Linked DNA regions of Mus musculus: all the other regions are linked to region 2. A link is a loop called in an ENCODE intact Hi-C map of the cell type or tissue named here. Cell type or tissue: gastrocnemius. All regions are shown on one strand.

Region 1 (2,500 bases), 57 kb before region 2:
CTATCAGAAGCGAACTCCAGAACACACTCGAGCTCTCAGGCTGTCTGTGTGGCCTGCAGCAGCTTGCTTAACCTCTCTGAGACTACTCTCTCCTCTGAGTGGAGATCATAACAGCTGCTATCACACATGGGGTATTACTAAGATTAATGTTGGGCAGTGGCCACATGTGACTTAGCACAATGGAAGCTGTTCTTATGGCTTTCAAGTTCTGAAATGGCTTTCACCATGAGCTTCTGTCTAGACGTTCTGCTCCACCTGCCTGCCTCTATCTCCCTCCCAGCCAGTCAGTTCCGCCAGGAGGCATTCCTTGATCAAGGAGAACCCACACAGTAACACATCACATCTTCATTGTTTCCCGGTCTCACACATACACAGTCACTCACACAACACACACACACATACACACACACACACACACATTCTCTCTCCCTCCCTCTCTCTCTCATTCAGTGTGTGTGTGTGTGTGTGTGAGAGAGAGAGAGAGAGAGAGAGAGAGAGAGAGAGAGATAGACTTTTACATTTTACATTTTCCCCAGTTCACACCCCAAGCCTAGAAGCCCCACCCTCCACAAGTATCTCAGGTATAGTGTACCAGAGGAGCACACGGCTGGCCATTCAGAACAAACTGTGGAGGCCGCCTCTGGAATCCAGCTTTAGCTTAGATGGGCAAACCTCTCTCAGTCAGTGATGCGCGGCTCTCTTGCTCATTCAAGTGTCTGATATCCTGCTATCAGACGCTGCTTCTTCCCCCACCCCAGAAGGAAGCACTCAAGCAGGGACCCTGATAGGTGCCTCTGTGATCTTCTTATATCCACCCCTCACCCAGCTACCTAGATGTCTGTCCATGTTGTTCTCTCCACATCACGGGTCCAGCACCTCACTTTCCTCAGTCGCTCCTGTTGAAACTTGGATCCTTTCTCCTCTTGGCTCTGTCCCTATAAACCCCCATTGGAGAGCATGGAGCTTCTGTCTCTGCCACGTCAGCCTTTACGTCTTTACACTTGTTACTCTGATTTTGTCGGCTGTCAAGAAGTGCCCCTCCCCCAACCAGGCCTTGAGAGTCTCACGTGGAACTTTCCAGATCATCTTAATGGAACTATTTCATGGACTGCTCAACTCCATAAATTCTGGCTGTGCACTAACCAGCAGTGCTCTGTATGCAGGATCATCTGTTTAAACAAAACCCCCCGTCATCTGACATGGCAGCTTTATTTATGAGTCTGTGTACTGTAACCCCGTGGCATAAATATTAAATAATAACATCCCTTGGGCAAAAAAAAAAAAAATCATACCCATTACGTTACCTGGCATCTTCTTATGAAAATATAAAGTAAACCCAACCACACACACACACACACACACACACACACACACACACACACACACACACGGTATTAGTTAATCCTAAGGAACAAGTATATAAGAAAGGATTGTTCAACAGGTAGAGAGAGGGGCACAATTAATATTTGCATTTTTACACTGCCTTGCTTCAAGAAATGAAAGAGTCAAGAAGTAAAGAGTGTTGAAAACAACAGCAAACTTGCATAGGTGACAAGTTTCTTCAAACCTAAATTTCAAGCCCTGTCAGCACCTCCTTAGCAGGTGAGCTTAGAAGACGACCAGAATCCAAACACCGTCAGTGCACATGAACGGGGTTCTGGACAATGACATTGCTCGTTTTTTAAGCATTCTGTGAATTTCCTATTACATCAGTTTCATGATTCAGCATTTTCCTTTTCATTTATTTACAGTAATATTCGGCGAGATAACCTAAGCTTTCCGCAGGATCCTGGAACATAAGGTAGGCTGGGCAGCAAGGGTGTAGCCTTCTGTAAATTTACTATTGCTCAGAACTCAGGAACAAATGGGAGAGAGCAAGTCAGCCAAAGAACTGGGAAATAGCTCCTCACCTTACTCTGAGGGTCTCATTTTCTCTGGTATTTAAAATAGGTGACTGCCATCTAGTTTGTAAGTCTAACAGAAGGCAAGAAGTGTGCAAATTGCAAACTGTGCATAAGCCAAACGCAGCTCTGAAACGACAGCGTTCAAGACGCAACTAAAGTCACCACTCTGGCGGTAAGCGTGGTACAAAGAAGTAGATTTCATTCTGGCACCCGCAACTTGGCTGGAGTGACCAAGGAGTTGAGAAAGAGCCTCTGGAAATGCGATGTGCGGTGGCACAGAACCGTCTGGACGGAAAGAACCCGATGCAAACTCAAAGGAGGGTCGGGGTGGGGGGTGGGGGCAGGAAAAAGGAGAAGTTGGGCACACGGAGCAAAGGAGCTTCAAGAAGGTGAATGAAAAGCCTAGGACAGGTGGGGACAGGGCTGGGGAGCCACGATCCAAGGGGCGGGAAGCAAATGCAGGGTAGGGAGGGTCCAACGTCGCTGGGGACAAGAAGGGTACTCTAGGGGAACCTAGCCCTGGTCTCCAGCAAGGCGATGAGGAAGAGGAATGACTCCAGCGAGAGTAGCCCGCAAGTCCGGTCCACGCACCCGGG
Region 2 (2,500 bases):
TCGCGACCTTGAGGCCGGGAATCGAGTTTCCAAACGTGCGGGGGCCTTCGCCGGCTCTGCTGCCCCCTTTCTCTCCATGGCAGCGGCCCGGAACCTGCGCACCGCGCTCATATTCGGAGGCTTCATCTCCATGGTCGGCGCCGCCTTCTATCCCATCTACTTCCGGCCCCTTATGCGGCTGGAGGAATACCGTGAGTGACCTCTGACCCCGCGCAGTGGCTGCTCCCAGCGCTACCCCGAAGCCCTTAAGCCCCTACCCTATCTGTTCAAGGAGTGCTGAGGAAGGATGTGGACTTGGGAGTGAGGCTACCCGGGTTCCAGGCTCGCCCAGTGCAGCCCGGTGACCACGGACAAGGGGCCCCACCTCTGACCTTCAATGTTGAGGCTCTACATATCTTTTGCAGGATCAGCAACAAAACTGTGAGCATCTTAGGGGTCACAGAGGTGATGTGTATGAAAGCAGCCTACACACAGCAGGTCAACACTAACACTAGTTCACACACAGTATATACTGATATACTGAAGATTTAATGTTTTGGGTTAAGCATATACCGAGTCGTTGAATTTGCACGGGCTTCCCTTGGGGTAGATGCTACCCATTTTACAGATGGAGGTCACACAGCTAGTAAGTGGTGAGGGAAATGTTCCAACCCAGGCGTCTGTCCGCAGAGCCCCGCTCCATCCACCCAGGCTGAGATGGTGCTATAGTGGAGAGCTTTGATCATTCTGAGTTGAAAGGTGTTTTTATGGTGCATCATTGCCAATCCCTAAGATGTCTTGGAGCGGAAATATTTCAAAGCTAAACTGTTAACCTGGGTTCTGAGTTTTTCCTCAAATCGTTTTTTTTTTTTTTAGATTCTGCTGGTTTCCTTCATTTTTAAGCTGGCTGCTCACATGACAATGGCGAGTGTCCGGGGAGTCATTTTCCTCCTTAATCATTCAGGTCCTATCATTCTAAAAGCCACACTCCTTCCTGGAGACCTATACCTCAGCAAGGATTAGCACTTTGATACATCTGAAACCATCTGTCAGCGAGGAGAGATGAGGCATTAGAGGATCATTTTGTTCTCCAGGAAACCTGAATCATCTTGAAGATGGAAGAGGGCCAGCCCAGCCCCCGGGGAATATTAGCTGAGGCTGAAGCTTGGCGATTTCAAGCCTCATGTAAATGTTCTGACCATCTCCAGCGCCATAACACTTGGTTTCTGGAGGCAAAGCATTTTAAAGTACACACATGAATCCCCTGACAGCTTCTTTTCATCAGCTCAGACTAAGATGGTCTCTGTGCTTCCTGCCTTCAAGCCTTCCTGCATGCGCCACGTGTGGAAGGAATGTGGGCTTGTGTAAGGTCCTGCAGAATTTGTCTCCATCCTGGATGGATCCCTGCCACAGGCTATTTTATTACAGCTTCTAGAGTTGGAGTTGAGACTTGGTCTGTTGGAGGTTCCCTTTAGAAAAATCCCAGTTCTGAAGAAGACAGGGGTGTGGTTCTCAGCCACTGTGCTATCTGGAGGTGTTTTGCTTGTCACAGCTAAGGAAGAAAAGGGGAGGTGAGAGTAAGCCATTGTACTAGATAGGATCCAGGATAAATTTCCCACAGTGCACAGAAGCATCACACTGTGAAGGCTACCCTGCTCTTAGTCAGCCGGTTACCCTGCATGTCTTCCAGGAATACTCCCCAGTCTTTGGCTGACCATGTTGCTTTAGGCGGGCAGGTCAGGCTCTAAGACTGTCTACACCTGCTTGCCTTTTAGCTTATTTTAATTAATTCGACCAACTTTAACCAAAGGTTATAACTAAAATTTTTTAAAAAGTAAATAATACTGAACAGCTAATTTTTATCAGAAGTTTTGGTTTTGGTGGGTTTTTTTTGTTTTGTTTTGTTTTTTTCATCCTTCCAAGTGCTTCAACTCTGCTAAGACATTTAGTGCTCGTCATAACCCTTTGTGGTGGCTGTTAGCTGGATAACATGTAGGCAGGTATTTCCTCACTCTGAGCCTTGCCTGTTCCCCCCGCTGTGGTGATGGTGTTTACTGAACTGAATTTGTAAGTTTAGGGTGAATTAAGTGAAGTATAGTCTCATATTAGGAATTGTACCAAAAAAAAAAAAAAAAACAAAAAAAAACACTTTTAAAAGGAGGTCTTGGTGAGGAGTGAGATACAAGCAGGTGTGTGCCTTAGGCCGGCAGGAAGCATGCCCAGCTAGCTCAGTGTGTGCTCAGGAGCTGGGAGCCCATTCCGTTTCCAGTATTTATAGTATTTAACCGCTTTCCTTCCTTATACTCAGAGCCTGCATTTTAGCTGTCACTTGTGCCTGGTGCAGTTTAGATGTGGGGCAGCCCTGGGCTGGCCTGGGCCTCGTCCCCTGCCACCTCATTCTGTCCTGGCCCTGTGCATTTTGGGTAGTGTTTTAGCCCGTGCGTCCCCTGCACCTGTAGTCACTAACATCACTGTTTTTCTTTATTTGCCTGCTCTTCATCTTTCCCATATGCCCCCCATG
Region 3 (2,500 bases), 120 kb before region 2:
TGTGAAAGGCACACTCATGTTACAGTTCTCAAAGCCCGCTGGCCGTCTTGTTTCATTCAGTCTGTGATCATGAACACCACCCCAGAATACATAAGGTTCTTCAGAGCTATCCACATGGGTGTAAAGGTGGGACTCTAATAACCATCCTATGTCTCCTAGACTCTCCCCTGACCTTCCTCCAAAGCTTTTTTCAACCTGGTTCTTTATTCTCCATCTTTGGGAATGTTGAGATCTGGCCCAAACACGCTCTGTTGAACCAGTGACAAACGTGCGGCACCGTGGGGCTGGTGGCCACGTACCAAACCATGAAATATGGGTGTCACCTTCAGAATGTCACAGAAGTAGAGAGAAGCCACATGTCAACTGTAAGATTGTCAATTAAAAATGTGCCCAGGGAAGTGCCTCTGACTCGTCCCTTCCAGCGGGTCCCTCTCCATCACAGGTGACAGCCGCTTGTTCTAAGACTTTCTGTTTGCCTGCACGCCCACAGGAAATGTCTCAGGATGTCTATTATGAGAATCGAACAATTTTAGTTCAAATTAAGTGATTCTTACCTTGAATAGCACAATGGCGTAGTCATATATCAGCGCCGGATCCTCCGTCTCCAGGGCCCCCTTCGCGTACCACTCGATAGCGGCCTCAGGGTTCTTGGCCACCCCTTGCTGTCCCCAGAAGAGCATCTGAGCCAATCGTTGCTTAAAGACAATAGCAACTCAGAACAGTGAGTTTCCTGGGTAATGTTTTGCACTTGAGGGAATGGGAGAAGGGGCTGAGTGACCAGCCACAAATGGGATATCTGTATCAACCCTGCACAGGCTCAGGGAATGTCTTAGAAGTGGGGGCAGAAAGAACACCAGGGCCAGAGGATGCAGTGGGGAGAGGTGTAGGATGCTGCCTTCCAGGCATAGCATGACTGTTACACTCCTATGTGTGTATGGGGGCCAGGGGGCGGGAGGGGGAGTGTGCACACACACACACACACACACACACACACACTAACATAGATCTGAAACAACTTCTGGGAGTTAGTTCTCTCTTCTACCAGTGGGTCCCAGAGATCAAGTTCAGATAAGCTGGCCATCAAGCTTGGTGGCAAGTAACCTTATCCAACTGAGCCATATCACCAGACCCCTGTCTGCTTTTAAAAAGGGGTTATTTACCATTTTATGGGTATATGTGTATACCCAAGAAAGTTTGGGGTGCACCACATACATGCAGGAGCCCCTGGTGACCAGAAGAGGGCACCAGGTCCTCTGGAGTTGGAGTTACAGGCAGTTGTGAGCCTCCCGTGTGGGTGCTAGGAACTGAGCCTGGGTTCTCTACGAGAGCAGGAAATGCTCTGAAGGGCTGAGCTGTTGCTCCAGTCCTCTCACTACACCTGCCACTCTGGAATCCACAGCAGGTGTGATTACCTGCATGCGACATCTATTAAGAGATCTGCCATGGAAGGGGGAGAGGTTAAGAGCCAATGAGGGTTAGGAAGATGCTGTCTCCAGCGGTGAGCTTGCTCCTGTAAACAACCCTAGCAGAACTTGCTGGGTTTTCTCCTTCTCCCTCCTCCCCTCCCTTTCTCTCTCCCTCTCCTTTCTTCTCTCAGGGAAGTAGAAGGGAACTTGCTGGGAAGAGAAGAGGGAATAGTGGGAGGAGTAACTGAAATTGGAATACATTATGCATGTGTATGAAAATATCATAATGAAACCCATATCACATAACAATTAATATATGCTAGTTATCGCATATAACACGGCTTAGGTTGAGAATAAAGAATTAAAGTACATGCAGAAGCCCCAGCCACCTGGCTCTAAAGAGGCAAGGACTCCAGGAGACGTGAGCGCAAGCAGAAGATACAGCAGCATCGCTTTAAGCCGCAGAGGATGGGGAGGCTTTGTTACTTTGTAACCTCATCTGAAATGACTGACAAATGCTCCAAGACGGGCTTGCCCGCACCTGTGCTGCTGCGTTGCCACGGGTGGCTTCGTGCTTCAGCCACATAAAGACATCGCCATCTTCTTTGGTTTGGACTTTGAGTATTTCATCATCTTTGAGCCTAATAGTTTCAACATATGCCTAAAAAAGAAAGAGAAGGGAAAGGGGAGGGGAGGGAAAGAGGAGGTAAACACCCAAATGCCAAGAGCATCCACGGACATAATATCTTCAAGCCAGCAATTGTTCAAACAAAACCCAGATGAATAACTTAAATCTTAGGCGTGACTACACCGTCACGGGAATGAATTATCTTTAAACAGATGGACCATGTCCTGCATATCAGCATTGACGTTTGCTCCTATCAAAGTATTTGTTTGGGGAAGTCGGGATTTTTTTTTCCCACTCCCACTTCATTATTCAAGCTTGTTCAAAAGTCTGCCTGGTGTCGTGATTCTCAGAACCAGCTCTCCTTCCGACAGCGCCGAAAAAGAGTAAATTGATATTTTCTATGACCTTAATCTTTACTGAAGCATCATTATCTGACATAGACAAACACGTTTATTTCACAGGCTCA
Region 4 (2,500 bases), 120 kb before region 2:
TTTTCTGCAACCAGAAAAAGTGGCTTAGTATAGTACCTCCCACCTCCAGAACACTCAAGATGTGACCCATTATTCTGTGCCGTACAAAGAGAAAGATCTAGGCTGAAATCATGTGCTGGGTGGCTGTAGCTGACTAGCTCCTCTGAGCTACCTCTTCAAGAAGATGGAAATAATATACTGACCTTACAGGTTTACAGACCTATAAGTAATCTACGCATATCCATAAACTATATACAGTTTATGCGTATCTATAATCCCACCACTGGTGAGATTATAGATCTAAAGTTCAAGGTCATCCTACATAGTGAGTTTCATGCTAGCCTGGGCTACATGAAAAGGAAAAAAGAAGGAATACAATTTGGAGAGGATGTATAAAGACCAGAGTTTTCTGAGAGCTCATATCCTGTGCTGAGCTCCGTTCAGCACATGGCTGGACTGTTCTGTGCTATAACAACTGTGTGAGAGACAGACAGTCATGGTGCCCACGTAGGAGAGAGAGAAATGGAGGCAAGAGCTGCCCAAGGCATCACCCCTAACTGTGGACAGACTGGGAGTGAGCCAGTCAAATCTGACCAGCCACACTGTGTGCTGCACCCAGGCAGGGAAAGGGTTGCCTCTCCAGATTCTGGGGCACCTAAAGTGGCAGCTTGAACCACATCAGGTGTCTTCTGCGAAAGGAGATGGCCTGCCAAAACACCTACAGTCAGAATGACCTTAAGAGGGGCAGCTCAACGTTGGTCATGCATTCAAATAGCATGCTGAGGCCAGGGGAGGGGTGGGATCCAGAGAAGCAGACACGCACAGTGGGGGTGGGGGTGGGGGTGGGGGTGGGGGTGGGGGTGGGGCAGGTATGCAGAGCCAGGGATGCCATATAGGACTGTTCTGAGAAATGCCAAGGTTTCTGGAACACTCTGTAGCTGCTTTCTTCATAAATTAGTGTCAGCAGAATGAGCAGCCCTAAAGTTCATGTCTTATATCACCGGGTTAAAGCCTGGTGTCAAGTCCCAGGAGGACCAGTGTCTGGAAACTGCCAGCCTCAGATCTCTGGACCAAGCATCAGAGAAAGGCGCCACATTGTCCAGGGGAAGCTTCGCCTCCTTCCCTCTGCCCAGTCTGCAGGCTGCCAAGGATGCTCTTCCTGGTAAAAGGCTCTTGTCTCTAGTTTCAGGAAAGGCCAGAGAGGGGAGGGCCAAGAACGGGGGTGGGGGTGGGAGTGGGGGTGGGGGTGGGAGAGGACGAGGGGGAGGGGAGGGAGAAGAGAGAATGAGGCACGGATAGAAAGAGCAGAAGAGATGGAAGGAAAAAGGAAAGGAAGGTGGTGATGGGGAGTGGGGAAGAGAGAGGAAGAGAGAACAGAACAAGAGGGGACAGGACAGAAAGGGAAAGACAGACCTCAGGATGGGACAGCTGGACAGCCTCAGCAGCTCCACATTCTCTGGAAATGCAGCCTTCTGTGGTCCGCTGCCCAGCCAGCCCCAGAGAGCCAAGGAGTAGCTGGCAAGAGGCAGGGCCAGTGTCCTAGCCAACGCTTACACCTGCTAACCAGTGCCAGTTCTAGCCAGTTGTACTGCTGGCTCCATGTGTGAAAGGGGGTGGTTCTTAGGGGATATCTGACATTTTTGTTTTAAGGTGAGGGTGGGAAGGAAACGTATTGACTGCACCGGTAGAGAGAAGGGAAGCAAGATTCCATAGATGCCCGTAGCTGTGGGCTGCCAAGGTCCTCGCTCTGGATGTTGTCTTTTGAAGGACTCTAAACCCTAACCATACTCTACAGGCATGGCTGAGCCATGACAGAGATGTGACTGGGTGCCATGTGGGAGCTCCAGCAAGGCCACAGAGGATGCTGCGGCTGAGCATATGGTACAGTAAAAACAGTTCCAAAGGAAGTTGTAGGGGAGGAGAGAGAAAGCCAGGCAAGGAGACTGGACATGGCCAGGACTGTGAGAAGTGTGCTGTGGCCAAGGCTGGGTAGCCAAGAGTTAGGATGGGTAGTGGGAGAAAGTGCCAGTAAGAAATGGTTTACATGCTTGTCTCATACATTCCATCCCGACCACACTTCCCCTCCGTCTCCCCCTAACCCCTCCCCTCCCCTCATATCTTCTCCCTTCCTCTCAGAAAAGAGCAGGGTTCCTGGGGGCATCAACCAATTATGGCATAACAAGCATAACAATAATTCCGGGCACATACCATCACACGAAGGCTGGACCAGGAAAAGGGCCCCACAAACAGGTAAAAGAGTTGAAAGCAGCCCCCACCCCCACTGTTCACTTGCCATTGAAGGAATGAGGACCTAAGGGTCTGTCACACGGTAGAGGAACAATGGCTGTCAATATTTAAAAAGAAGTAGTAGAGAGGATTTAAAACAATATCAATGCACAGCAATGATAGGTTTTTGATGATGCTATGCCAATTTCCCCGCTGTCACCATTACATTGTATGTGTTGAACTATTGCACCATGCCCAATAAATACATCCAATTATGTGTCTACCTAAATAAAGA

What was found. Hi-C counts contacts between places; a loop is a spot of excess contacts. Peaks named below come from ENCODE experiments on the same cell type or tissue, not always from the same donor. Only the 100,000 strongest peaks of a DNase experiment are listed, where the experiment ranks them.
Region 1: it touches region 2 in a loop (4-fold over the local background); 5 of 42 quality-filtered maps call a loop at or near these places.
Region 3: a loop joins it to region 2, with 2.0 times the contacts of the local background. A loop is called at or near these places in 3 of 42 quality-filtered maps.
Region 4: a loop joins it to region 2, with 2.0 times the contacts of the local background. A loop is called at or near these places in 3 of 42 quality-filtered maps.

The regions. Positions count from the first base shown.
Region 1 is chr5:53,210,469-53,212,968 of GRCm38, forward strand. All of the region lies in intron 1 of Sel1l3 (sel-1 suppressor of lin-12-like 3 (C. elegans)), which reads right to left. Among named protein-coding and RNA genes, the nearest start is that of Sel1l3, 1.7 kb to the right of the region's middle. In gastrocnemius, no CTCF peak of the experiment used is centred here; DNase peaks (open chromatin) are centred at 1,007, 2,150 and 2,496; H3K4me3 peaks cover 2,105 bases; H3K27ac peaks cover 2,064 bases.
Region 2 is chr5:53,267,168-53,269,667 of GRCm38, forward strand. It overlaps Smim20 (small integral membrane protein 20), which reads left to right. Exons shown (of 3, transcript NM_001145433.1): 1 at 1-191. The coding sequence starts at 77. Among named protein-coding and RNA genes, the nearest start is that of Gm40303, 1.3 kb to the left of the region's middle. In gastrocnemius, a CTCF peak has its summit at 1,320; a DNase peak (open chromatin) is centred at 1,109; H3K4me3 peaks cover 2,481 bases; H3K27ac peaks cover 2,500 bases.
Region 3 is chr5:53,143,488-53,145,987 of GRCm38, forward strand. Sel1l3 (sel-1 suppressor of lin-12-like 3 (C. elegans)) reads right to left here. Exons shown (of 24, transcript NM_172710.3): 12 at 1,948-2,067; 13 at 555-695. Among named protein-coding and RNA genes, the nearest start is that of Sel1l3, 69 kb to the right of the region's middle. In gastrocnemius, a CTCF peak has its summit at 1,235 (motif pointing right); no DNase peak of the experiment used is centred here.
Region 4 is chr5:53,147,664-53,150,163 of GRCm38, forward strand. All of the region lies in intron 11 of Sel1l3 (sel-1 suppressor of lin-12-like 3 (C. elegans)), which reads right to left. Among named protein-coding and RNA genes, the nearest start is that of Sel1l3, 65 kb to the right of the region's middle. In gastrocnemius, no CTCF peak of the experiment used is centred here; DNase peaks (open chromatin) are centred at 719, 1,072, 1,487, 1,852 and 1 more place; H3K27ac peaks cover 1,704 bases.